3 separate regions of the Homo sapiens genome follow, and regions 1 and 2 are each linked to region 3. Evidence: chromatin contacts called from ENCODE Hi-C or POLR2A ChIA-PET data. All regions are on one chromosome and are shown on one strand. Each heading gives the region's core, a stretch centred on a gene start or an enhancer-like site at or near the end of the contact. The rest is flanking DNA. Distances are from core to core; before and after follow the strand shown.

Region 1 (3,892 bases), core at 5-2,504, 130 kb after region 3:
CATGAGATGAAGCTGGGCGTGGTGTCTCGCTCCTGTAGCCCCAAGTGGTGGAGGAGGTAGGGGGCAGGCGGTAGGGCTGAGGCAAGAGGATCACCTGAGCATTGGGAGGTCAAGGCTGCAGTGAGCCGTGATTGTGCCACTCCACTCCAGCCTGAGCAACGGACTGAGACCCTGTCTCAAAAATAATAAAAATTTAAAAATAAATAAATAAAAATTTAAAAAGCAAAAGCATGAGATGGAGGAGCTCACCTAGGGAGTGAATGTAGTCAAGAACAGGAGAGGCCCAAGGAGAGTCCTGGGGCACCCTGACACTGAGCCGGTTGGGGAGAGAGACTAGAAAGTCCCGGGAGGGAAGCCGAGGAGCTGCTCAATGCACTGGGTCGGAGCCCGGGAGGGGAGGGCGAAGGTGGGGCCTCTGGATTTGCTAAAAGGTGGGAGGGGGCCGGGTGGGGAAGCTCGACCTGCATCGACACAGCCTTCCGGAGCTTTTTGCAGAGAAGGAGCAGGTTGGGTTTTCAGGAACATCAGAGGGGCGGCTGAATACCGATGGAAGAGCAATTCGCAAGGCCAGGGAAAGTGCTGGCACCGCTTTCCCCGCATGAGGGGGACATGCGGGCAAGGGAGGGGGGACACAGGGACAGGGGAGGGGGCAACACCGGGCAGGCGAGGCAGGCATGACGCGAAGTCGGCCCCACGGGCAGTCGCTGTGGGGCGGCGATCTCCCGCTGGGCAAGGGACTGGCGGGCCTTAGGGGACGCGGGAAGCGGGGCGCCCTAGGCGGAGAGGGCGGAGCCCCAGGCGCGCTCGCCCCGCCCCCTGAGCCCGGAGCCGCAGACAAAGAGCGCGCCGCGACGGCGGCGGGGTGGCTGCGGCTGCGGGAGCAGGGCGGACCACACTCGTCCCGGCGCCGCCACGCTGGTGGCTGTATTGGCAGGACTCCTGCCCGCCCGCCCCGCCAACCCCGTCGGAGGCTGAGCTCTGTTTCCAGGCTCTGCCCCAGGCACCCTCCTGCACCCAGCGGTGGCAGGCGCACAGCCGGGTGGGGCGCGACGCCCTCTTGCTGATCAGGAATCTCTGGGAAGCCGAGAAGAGAGGCCGGAGAGGCTAAGAAAACAGTTGTGGCCTGGGAGACTCGCAATCCCAAGTGCTTGTCACACGGCGCCTGCGACCCCTTTCACTCTCACTGGCAACGCGCGGGATGGGAGGTGAAGCCACATCACTTCCAGGGGCCCCCGTGGCTGCCACGGAGGTGGGGGGGCTGCCACCTTCGGACTCCCCTTACCCCACTGCTGTAGAGTAGGAAACAAGCTGGGGAAGGACAGAGACAGGAAGTTATCCTCTGCCCGGGGCCGAGCTCTGACCTGCCTGCTGGCTCTCAGCTCTGCCGTCTGGAGTATCCAGGACACCTTGGAAGCAGTTGTGACTGTAGCTTCCAGGCCAAGTCAGGCATCGGGGGATCTCCCAACGAGTAGAGCATCAGAGGAGAAAGGAGAAGCCGCAGGCTCACTACATTCACCCACTCAGTGACCCAGCAAAGTCCCCATTCATGTTTCCCCAGCTCGGGATTTTGAAAATTGTCCGCCCACAAGCATGTGGGAACATCTGCAGATTCCCCACACCTGCTCTCGGGGTTTCTACACACACATGTGCAGAAGCATTTGAAAGCAAGATGCCATCAGTCCCATTCTCCGTGGAACCACAACACCCTTAGCACGGAATTCCGCACTCATACAATGGGCCAGCCTCACATCTCCCCAGCTGTCCCGCTAACACCCTTATAGCTTTTTTTAAAAATCTAGGATTTGAGGCTGGGCACAATGGCTCATGCCTGTAATCCCAGCACTTTGGGAGGCTGAGGCGGGCAGATCACAAGGTCAGGAGTTCGAGACCAGCATGGCCAATATGGTGAAACCCCGTCTCTACTAAAAATACAAAAATTAGCCGGGCGTGGTGGCTTGCACCTGTAGTTCCAGCTACTAGGGAGGCTGAGGCAGGAGAATCACTTGAACCCGGGTGGCGGAGGAGGTTGCAGTGAGCCGAGATCGTGCCACTGCACTCCAGCCTGGGCGACAGAGCAAGACTCCATCTCAAAAAAAAAAAAAAAAAAAAAAAAAGCGAGGCGTGGTGGTGCAGCCTATGGTCCCAGCTACTTGGGAGGCTGAGGCAGGAGAATTGATTGAACCCAGGAAGCAGAGGTTGAAGTGAGCTGAGATCACACCATCACACTCCAGCCTGGGTGACACAGAGAGACTCCATCTCAAAAACAAAACAAACAAACAAAAAATCTAGGATTCAATCAAGAAGCACACATATTACATTCGGTTGTTAGGTCTCTAGTTATTATGTCTCCTCTCTAATCTAGAAAAAAATATATATATTTTTTACTTTAATGGGAATGACTTCTTGGAAGAGACCAGTCCTTATAGAATGCGCCAGAGTCTGAATTTGCCTGATTCATTCCCGCGGTGAGATTCAGGCTGAGCGTTTTGACAAGAGCACCTTGCAGGAGATGCTGTATGTCTCCTCCCCAGCCCTGCATCTGGCGGCTGGCAGGGTCAGGCTGCCCCACTGTTGGGGAGGCTGTTTGATCACATGGTCCAGGTGGCAGCTGCCAGATCTCTCCTCTGTAAAGACGCAGTTTCCCTTCCTGATTCACAGGTAATTTGGGGTAATATTTGGAGACTTTGTGAATATTCTGTCCCCAACGACCTTACATCTAATGGTTTTGGCATCCAGTGATGATTTTTGCCTGAATTAATTACTGCATTGGTGGCTGCAAAATGTCTCCACCAACATGTTAGAATTCTAGCAGGGACAAAGAGGTGACAGGCCCGGCAAGTAGCATGGCTGCCCACGCCCCCAACTGTGGCCTCCTGGGCAAGCCACACCACCCGCTTCCATAACTCTGTGCCCACCCTTTCTGCCTGGGGGCAGGAGAGACAGAAACATGGGAGGGCTTCATCTCAAAGGCCTTTGAGCAGTTAGTCGGGGGAGGGGTGTCTGGGCGTCCATGAGAGACATGTATACCGGTAGGGGTGCCGGTGACAGGGAAGGGGGTCAGTTAGCTGCACATGGCAGGGAAGAACAAGTTATGTCCTGTAAAGCCCTCACGTAGGCAACGACTCCTGGATGTTCTGATTTACCCTCTATGTGTGTTTTTTTACCCTCTATTTGTAAACAATTTTTACCCTCTATTTGTAAAAAAAAAAAACAAAACAAACAAACAAAAAAAACAACACCTCACTTCACCACCCATGTTAATGTGGTTTGGGGCTACCATAGATCTACTCCCGGTCCCTACCCAAGGCCCTGGCTACTCACAGCCAGTGGGATCCACATCACCTGGGAGCTTGTGAGAAGTGCAGAATCCCAGGCCCCATGCTAGTGGCTCAGTCAGAAAGTGCACCTTAACAAGGACTTCGGGTGGAGGGTGGCGCTGTACTGACTCAGAGCGCGCCCTGGAGGAACCAGGGCAGACCTCAACGAAGGCCTTCTGCATGAGGGCATCTTTCTTTCCCCTCACTTCTCCTTCCCTCCCCGAAGCCCAGGGTCTGCTGAAGTCTCATCAATCCACCTGGCCCCCACCTTTCCGGGAGAGCGGCGGCCTCTCAGACACCTCCATAGTCCTGGCTCAGAAGCAGAAAGGAGGCCGGGCGCGGTGGCTCACGCCTGTAATCCCAGCATTTTGGGAGGCCGAGGCAGGCGGATCACTAGAGGTCAGGAGTTTGAGACCAGACTGGCCAACATGATGAAACCCTGTCTTTACTAAAAATACAAAAATTAGCCAGGCGTGGTGGCAGGTGCCTGTAATCCCAGCTACTCGGGAGGCTGAGGCAGAATTGCTTGAACCCAGGAGGCGGAGGCTGCAATGAGCCGAGATCACAACACTGCA
Region 2 (4,330 bases), core at 66-2,565, 200 kb after region 3:
GACTGCACTGATTTACGTCAGGGCCACATGAGTCAGCAGAGATGGCACTGGGCTGCCCCGATGCCCCTGCCCTCAGGGTGGGGTTAACAGGGGCAGGGTATCTACCTGGGGGGTGCCAGGCCCCCACTCCTTCTGGAGAAGGGGGCAGATGGCTCTAGGCCTGCCTTCCTGAGAGGGACAGTGATAGGTGGGGGGTCCAGATACCCTGTCGGGGGCAATGGATTGTAGTGCGTGTTCTTTGCAATCCCTGCCAACCAAGAGGCCCCAAAAGTCTGACCTGGAATGGAGGGAATAGGAATCGCTGACCCCTCCCATAACCGCACAGAGATAGGAAGATGTGGCAGTGGGCAAAAGACCTGCAGTGCGCAGGGACCGCCTGAGCCAGTGAGGCCCACCTTCCCTCACCCCTACCTGATGGACCCTACCTGATGGACACCCATGCACGGGAGGCACAGCAGTGGGTGCCCGAACCGACCTCACCCACTCCAGCCCTGACTGGCCACAGAGCCTGTGGAAACGGGCTCCAGAGGCGCCCTACGCCTCCGGGGAGGAGCCCCTGGCTCTGCGGCAGGTTTTCGGGTGAGCCCGGAGGAGCCCAGGCTGGGATTTGGAAAGAAGAAGGAGGAGAACAAAGCCCCCCCAACCTTGGGGCGGAGGGGCAGGCAGCGCCCAGTCCCGTTCACTCCCCTCCCCCCATTGCAGGGGCGGCTTATCCCGATCTACCCCTCACCACGCTGTCAGCCGGGATTTTCAACCAAACTGAGCTCTCGGCTGGGGATGAGGGGCAGCCACGCCCAGGGCCACACCCCACGGCGGCCTGTGGGGGAGCGCTCGACCCGATCTGGCTTCCTTTCTCAGACACGCACACACGCACGGGGACCCGCCAACTTCAGCCCCCGCCTGCCCACACAGACCCTGCCTGACGCCCCCCGCCCTGTTCTCCCGCCCAGGCCAGCATCTGGGGCCCCGCAGGTTACCCCTCACCTGTCGGGCTCGGGCACCCGGCATCCCTCCCCCGCCCCGCTTACAGCCCGCGGTGCCCGGAGCCCGACGCCCGGCATGGGTGGGGCTCCGGCAGCAACGCCGGTTACCGCGGGCCGGACCGGGCCGGGACTCCCTGGTCCGTGCACCCCGGGCAGAGCGGTGTGGTGTCGCCGGGGGATCGCGGCCGCGGCCCGGGTCGCACGGGGAGGCCAGCCCGCCTTACCTGCGCTGCGGCCACCGCTCGGGCTGCCCGCCCAGCCTCCGCGCACGCCGGCCTCGGACCCGCCGCCCGAGCGCGTCTGCGATGCCGATGCTGCGGCAGCAGCGGCTGTGGCGGGGCGGGGCGGGCGTGCGCGCAGGGGCGGGGGAGGGGAGCGCCGGGGAGGAGAGGGAGGGAGGAGTGAGATCACCTCCCCGGCCGCCCGCCCCGCCCCGCCCCGCCCCGCCGCACCCTAGCCCCTGGTGCCAGCCGAGCGCGGCTTGGGCTGGGGGCCCCCGGGCAGCCCACTCCGGGAGCTCAGCGGGACCCCAGCCGACGGGTCCCGCCAGACCCCCTTCCCCGCAGACCGGGAGTCTCCGGCCGGAGAGTGTCCTCAGCCCCAGCGCAAGGGAGCCCGCTGTGAAAGCTCGGAGCGGGAATCGCGGGGCGAGAGTGCTCCCAGAGGCCTGGGGCCGGGCGGTGGAGAGAGGAGTCCGGCAAGGAAGGGGATGCTCCCTTAGCCTCGGCCTGGCCCTCGACGGCGCCGGCCAGCGATGGGCACCTGCACGCAACGCCCCCCCAACACACACACACAGGGCAGGACTCCCGGGACCTCTCCCGAATGCCCCCCGATCCTGAGGGCCCAGTCAGGGTCCTGTTGGGAGGGGTGCGGGGGCTTCGTCCTCAGCGTGTTGGGGAGGCGCCGCGGAGCACCGGCTCCTGCGCACCCCAGAGCCCAGGTGGGCGGCAGGGTAGGAGGCGAGCCCAGGGGAGACAGGGTCTGGGAGAGGGTATCCCTCGAACTGCCACCCCCAACTCCCAGATTTTCCTCCAGCTCTCTGGTGTCTTATTTCTTTGTCCTCGGGATTGGCCCCATTCGACCTTTCCCGCCGACTCCACTCTCTCCCACTCTCCCCCGCAGCCCTGCACAGGATCGAGAAGGAAGGAGCTCCTCCCCAGTGCCCCCTCCTAGGCTCAAGGCCATGACCTCACAGGCGAGGAAGCAAAATGGAGGGGGTAAGAATTCCGGAGCCGGCGAGCTGGCTGCAGCCTCAGGGCTAGGAAGGCCTAGGGCCCCGATGGCAGATTGCAGATCTGGCGGCCACGGTATTTTTATGGGCATGCCTGTTGCCCAGTGAAGCATTCCAGGGGCCCTCGACTCAGTCTCACAAGACTCCCCAAGTGGTGTGGGGCCCTGGAGGGCCCACATGGGAGCAGCCCTGGCATCCTGGCTTGGATGCCCCACCCCCATAGTGCCAGCTTCAGTTCCCCTGGAATGGGAAGCTTGGGGTGGACCCATCTGTGCTCAGAGAGGGTCTGGATGCCATGTTTGCCCAGCCTTTAGGAGGAGAATGGACAAGACTAGGCACCTGAGTGAAGACGGACGGCTAGGGAGACTGCTTCCAGAGTGGGGGCACTTGCAGGGCATCTTCAGGTGACAGCAGAGGAAACTGAGCCCGCCTGGGTCACGAGGCCAGCAGGCTCATGAGCTGGGCCAAGAGGGCGTACTTTCCATGAGGCACTGAGCTGTGGTCAGCTTCCTGCCTTTGCTGATCTGAACTCTGATAGGCCTCTCTCCTTTCCAGTTGCTGCCTCCACTCACTCCCTACGTTCCCAGCCTTTCCTCCAAGCCCCAACTTCTGCAAATCCTTTACCTAATCTAGGGTTTGATGCCCATCAGGATGGTGAAGTAAGCAGGGAATAGAGCCCGTTTATACGCACCTGCTAATGTGTAGTGATGGGTCCATTTATGGTAACAAAAAATTCATTACTAGGATTACACGACATCACATTTCCTGAGCACAGCCATGGACCTGCCATCGTTACATTTCCTGCACATTTAAATTGCACACCAACCTGGGGAGGTCTGTTGAAGCATTCGCCCCACGTTACAGATGAGAAAACCAAAGCCCACAGAGCTCAAGGCTGGGTCCAGCAAGCACAGTTAGGAAGGTCTCTTTCTCTCCACTGGCTCATTGCATCCACACACACACCCCAGATGATGGTGCTGTTATTATCCTCACTCTCCCAGTGAGGTACCCAAGGTCCAGAGAGGGGCAGTCATGCAACCAGGAAGAAATTGGCACTATCAGTGCCCCCATTTCACAGATGAGGAAACCAAGGTTCAGAGGGGTCAAATGACCCACCCAAGATAGCCCAGAAGGTAAATGGCAGAACTCGGACTTGAATTCCCTTCTGCTTGACCACGATGCCCATTCTCACTTCCATGTAATGAAGTGGAGGAGCCAATGGGAGCAAGAGCAAGAGTGACAGAAGACCAAGGGCAGAGCAAGTCCCAGGAGAAGCAGGAGGGACTGGCCCTGAACAAGAGGCAAGCCACCCCCCCACTGCCATGTGCTTGCTGTTGGAGGTTAGGGGGACACCAAGTAGACAGATGACTGTCTCTTTCCCTTCAACGTCAAGTGCTTCTCACAGCCCTGCTCCCTGTGACCCAGCCCTCATAGACACAGTGGACTGGACAAGGGAAGCCCCAGACTCTGACCCTGTGATGAGCATGCAGAAGACGCAGAAGCCACAGACGACAGTGGGGCAGTAAGGAAGTGCCAGCAGGCAGGCGGGGTGGGCTCAGCCAGACGTGTCTTTCTCTGTTCTCCTTTCAATCTTTCTGTGTCTTCATATCTCAGGTGTAGCGCTTGGAAACAGCACATAGTTGGGTTTTGGTTTGGTTTGATTCTGTCTAACAATTCTTGTCTTTTTAAAAATCAGCTTTGAGACCTGCCTGGGCAACACAGCGAGACCACGTCTCTACAAAAAAAATTTTAAAATTAGGCATGGTGGTGCATGTCTGTAGTCCCAACTACTCAGGAGGCTGAGGTGGGAGGATCGCTGGAGCCCAAGAGGTTGAGGCTACAGTGAGCCATGATCACACCACTACACTCCAGCCTGGGTGACAGAGTGAGACCCTGTCTCAAAAAAAAAAAAAAAAAAATCAACTTTATTGGAGTATAATTTACATACAGTAAAATTCATCCTTTTGAGGTTTACAGTTCAAGGAGTTTTGGTGAATGTTGTGTGCAGCCAACCACTCCCACCACCCCCTGCCCTTGGCCACCACTGATCTGATTTCTGTCTTTTCTAAATTTTATTATAAATGGAATCATACCGTATATATTCTTTTGTCTGGCT
Region 3 (3,809 bases), core at 1,310-3,809:
ACTGGCCGCCCGGGTCAGAGCCTGTGACAGAGACCAGAGCTCCGGCCGGAGCTCCCCGCCGGGAACTCCAGCCTTACCAGCCTGAACTTCATGCACTGCTCAAAGAGGCCCAGCTCGCCCTGGCTGGGCAGGGGCGGCTCCCAGGGTGGCCGACGTGGGGAGGGTTCCTGAACCTCCCTCAGGAGCCTCCTGGGACAGAGTCCTGGAGGTCAGCAGAGAAAGGGAAGCCCAGGCTGTGGGCCCCGCGTGGAGGGAAAACTCAGGGGGAACGCCCCGAGGCTGGGAGGGCACAGCCCCATCACACTCCATCTCGTAGTCTTGGAGAAAAATTTAGTTCTACCTCCAGGGCACAGAAAAGCCCAAAGAAGGGATGAGATAAAGGAGGGGCTGGTCAGATTTGTGCTTCAGGAGGGTCCCTCTGGCTGCTCAGAGAATGCAGTTTGGGGTCTGGCCCAGGCCGTGAGGAGGAGTTCACAGTCACTATGGGGTCCAGACCAGCTGGGGGCGGGAGGCAGGGCCTGGCCCAGGGGCTGGTAGTGGGTGCACCCCAGGCTGGGCTGGCAAAGGGCGGGGAAGAAGGTGGGTGTGGGAAGGGGTGGCTGCCTGGAGAAGAGCCCAGTTCCAGGAGGTCGTGGGAGTCAGGTATGGGGGCCCACTGGACCTCCCCTCAGATGTGGGGGCTCCCACTCCGAGGGTCCATGGAGCAGTGGCAGCCATTCTGGACAGCCCCCCACCCTTCACTTCTGTCTCCAGTACCCTCCAGCCTGGCCACCTCGCCCTCTGCCTCGGCCTCCTCTGATCTCACAAAGGCAGCAGCAGTCAGGGGTGGCGACTCCCTCATGATCCTGTCCCTGGCCTCGGAACCCACCGGAGGAGTAACCGCAGCAGTGGTCACTTCCCCAAAGTGCCATCAGCTCTCCTACATCCTTCTCGAGCCTCTGCTTTCTCTCCCTTCCACCCCCACCCCTTTGACAAGCAACATCTGAAAGTCTCCCCTGCCCGCGGCTCCCAGAGCTGTCTGGCCGTGGCCTGCACTCTCCCTCAAAGCGGCCCTCCCCCAGGTCACCGTCCTCCCTTCGATGACATCACGCGCCCACCCCGCACTCCTGCTGGGCTGAGGCCCTCCGAGCCTACTTCACCGGGTCCTCTTCTTTCTCTCAAAGGCAATGGGGTTTGCCTGTGGTCCAGCTGGGTTGGCCCTCTTCCCTCTGTCCTGGGTCCTTGAGTGGCCCCGCTTCTTTAGGCCATCTATGAGTCACTTCTCTAATGCCCCTGTCTCCAGACCAGCTTCAGTCAAAGGCTGGGCCAGAGAAGACCCTAGTGAGAAACTTCTGATGAGCAGTGTGACCTTGCCACCTCAGGGGTACCCACCCACCACCCCTGGTCTAAGCACAGGTGACACCGCCTGTCTCCCCCAACCACACACACCCCTTGAGGCTCCTCCTCCAAGCCTGGGTGGGGACACTGTCCCTCCCTCACCCAGCAAGCTCAATCTGGCTTGGGCCGGAACTGCTTTTCTTCCTAAAGCTGGACGGATGGCCGCGGGCTTAGCTTAACGGGATGAGCCATCTGGGGACTGCAGTGTCCACGATCAGATCAGGGAGCTTGAAGCTGAGGGGGGCACACTTTACCTCCCAGGCCAGGACAATGACCACTTCCTTCCCCACCCCACCCCCAGGCTACTCTTAGCCCTAGAAAATTCTAAACAAGCTGCTCAGCTGGCGGCGGAGAGGCAGCCCAACAAGCTGGCTCTTGCTAGGGAGGCCTGGGGGGTCCTGGGGAGAGGAACACGGGGTGGGTGGGGGGCGGGCAGCCAGGACCTCAGGCCTGAGGCCTTTGGGGAAGGGTCTGTGCACCTGCCAGGCACCAGGGGGCAGCCTTGCCTTGTTCCCGCTCCAGTCCCCTCAAGTCCGAAGCCCCTACCCACTCTCACGCCAGGCAGGGGTGGGGGCCGCCGGGGTCATTTACCCGGGCCCCTTCTCTGCCTTGATGACAAAGTCGAGGCTTGCTCATCAGCCAGGCAGGCTCCCCTCTGCCCACTGTGGAGACACAGAGGCCTGTCACCTGAAGAGCTGGTCCCGGCCTCCAGCTTCCAGGGTAGCCGGGAAGCTGTAGCCCCCAGTGGGCAGCGGTGGAGAGAGCTCAAGGAAGGAGGGAGCACCGGGAGGAGACGGCTGCAGCCTGCCAGGAGCGGGGAGAAAGGGAGAGAAGGGGAGGCGGAGGGCTGAGGGGGCCCGGGGGACGTCTTCCCAGGGCTGGGAGGGGCCGGCCGGGAAGCCTGGGCTGCACTAGGAGCCGGCGACCCTGGGGCGAGGGGCGGCCCGGAGCCCTGCGGGAGGAGCTGGCGGCCGCCCCAGGTAGCAACCATCCTGCCTCCCGCTGGAGCGGCGTCTCCTCCCCGGGAGGAGGGCAGGGAGGAGGTGGGCGGAGTGTGACGAGGAGGGCGGGAGGGAGGGATGCGGGAGGGGGAGGGGGAGGGGGGCCGGCCGGCCGTGGGGGTGGGGCGATAGTGACATCACCCCGGAGTCGGTTTTTAAGCGGCGGCCGGCCGGGGACGGGGAAGAGAGGGATAGTCGGAGCGAGGTGGCGAGTCGCTGAGCCCGCCGCGGCCCCGAGAGCGGCTGCAGCCGCCGCCGCCGGGAAGGAGAGGGCGAGGCGCGCCCGAGCCGCCGCCGCCGCCGCCACCGCCGCCGCCGCCACCACCGCCACCGGAGTCGCGGGCCAGCCGGGCAGCCTCCGCGGGCCCCGGCCGGGGCGGGGGGCGCGGGCCACAGGCCCCTGCTCCGGCCGCCGCTTGCAGACCGCGGGCGCCGATGTCGCCCGCGCCCCGCTAGGCTGAGCCTCGGGTCGGGCGAGGAGCCGCCGCAGCCGCCGCCGCCCGAGCCGCGGGCAGGAGCCTCGGGAGCCGCCGCCGCCGCCGCCGCCGCCCGGCCGGGCCCCGCCGCCGCCCGCGCGCCCCCGGGCCCCCGACACACATGAGATTCTTCAGGCTCACTTTCAAGTGCTTCGTGGACTGCTTCTGACTGCGCCGCCCGCGCCCCGCACCCCGCCGCCCGCCCGCCGCCCCGTCCCCCGGCCCGGCCGCCCCCCGGCCCCCGGCCGGCCCGCGCCCTCGGGGCCCTCCCCGGTGCCGCCGGTGCCCCCCGCCTGACCGCCGCCCCCCGTGAGGCGCCGCGACCCCGGCCCGGCCGTGCGGCCCGCCGAGGCCATGGCGAAGAAGAGCGCCGAGAACGGCATCTATAGCGTGTCCGGCGACGAGAAGAAGGGCCCCCTCATCGCGCCCGGGCCCGACGGGGCCCCGGCCAAGGGCGACGGCCCCGTGGGCCTGGGGACACCCGGCGGCCGCCTGGCCGTGCCGCCGCGCGAGACCTGGACGCGCCAGATGGACTTCATCATGTCGTGCGTGGGCTTCGCCGTGGGCTTGGGCAACGTGTGGCGCTTCCCCTACCTGTGCTACAAGAACGGCGGAGGTGAGTTCCCCCGCCCGCCGCGGCCTCCTCCCCCAGCAGGCCGCCGGCCCCCGCCCGACCCCCGGAGCCGCCGCGGAGGGGTGAAGTCCGGGCAACGGGTGGCCCCCGGGCACGCGGGGGTCGGGGCCGCCCCTCGTCCGCCGCTGCCGCTCGGTGGCCGGGCCGGGCGCCTCCACCCCCCTCGCAGTCATGTGCCTGGCATGGTGGGGGGAGGGGGCCGGCGATGCCCGCGAGGCTGCCCCCCAGACTCCCGGGCTGGGAGGAGCGATTGGCCGCCGAGGTGGGAAAGCAGGCCTGCGCCTTGGGGTCTCCGCGAGGTAAGGAGCCCTGGCTGCCCCC

The links. A loop is a pair of places that touch in the nucleus more often than their neighbours do. ChIA-PET counts read pairs that join two places held with the same protein, here RNA polymerase II (POLR2A). Pooled maps may share reads with other maps.
Region 1: a loop to region 3 is called in a pooled map, with 3 times the contacts of the local background. The contact joins the enhancer-like site here to the promoter of SLC6A8 in region 3. A Hi-C loop is called at or near these places in 1 of 50 pooled maps. POLR2A ChIA-PET finds 5 or more read pairs at or near these places in 2 of 52 experiments (A673 and WTC11).
Region 2: a pooled map shows a loop between it and region 3 (5-fold over the local background). The contact joins the promoter of L1CAM here to the promoter of SLC6A8 in region 3. A Hi-C loop is called at or near these places in 1 of 37 single-sample maps with no recorded cell type and 6 of 50 pooled maps. POLR2A ChIA-PET finds 5 or more read pairs at or near these places in 2 of 52 experiments (BJ and WTC11).

The regions. Positions count from the first base shown.
Region 1 is chrX:153,818,261-153,822,152 of GRCh38, forward strand. All of the region lies in intron 1 of PDZD4 (PDZ domain containing 4), which reads right to left. Among named protein-coding and RNA genes, the nearest start is that of PDZD4, 10 kb to the right of the region's middle. RefSeq lists a silencer at 785-944. Within about 2 kb of position 1,255, at least 3 of the 41 ENCODE cell types and tissues checked have a DNase peak (open chromatin) inside an H3K27ac peak, as active enhancers do; they include A673, where a contact is called at or near this core.
Region 2 is chrX:153,884,858-153,889,187 of GRCh38, forward strand. It overlaps L1CAM (L1 cell adhesion molecule), which reads right to left and starts at 1,316. Exons shown (of 29, transcript NM_001278116.2): 1 at 1,208-1,316. L1CAM-AS1 (L1CAM antisense RNA 1) reads left to right here. Exons shown (of 7, transcript NR_130768.1): 4 at 506-579; 5 at 951-1,120; 6 at 2,106-2,200; 7 at 3,640-4,133.
Region 3 is chrX:153,685,367-153,689,175 of GRCh38, forward strand. SLC6A8 (solute carrier family 6 member 8) reads left to right here and starts at 2,560. Exons shown (of 13, transcript NM_005629.4): 1 at 2,560-3,470. The coding sequence starts at 3,209. It also overlaps a transcript of PNCK not described here.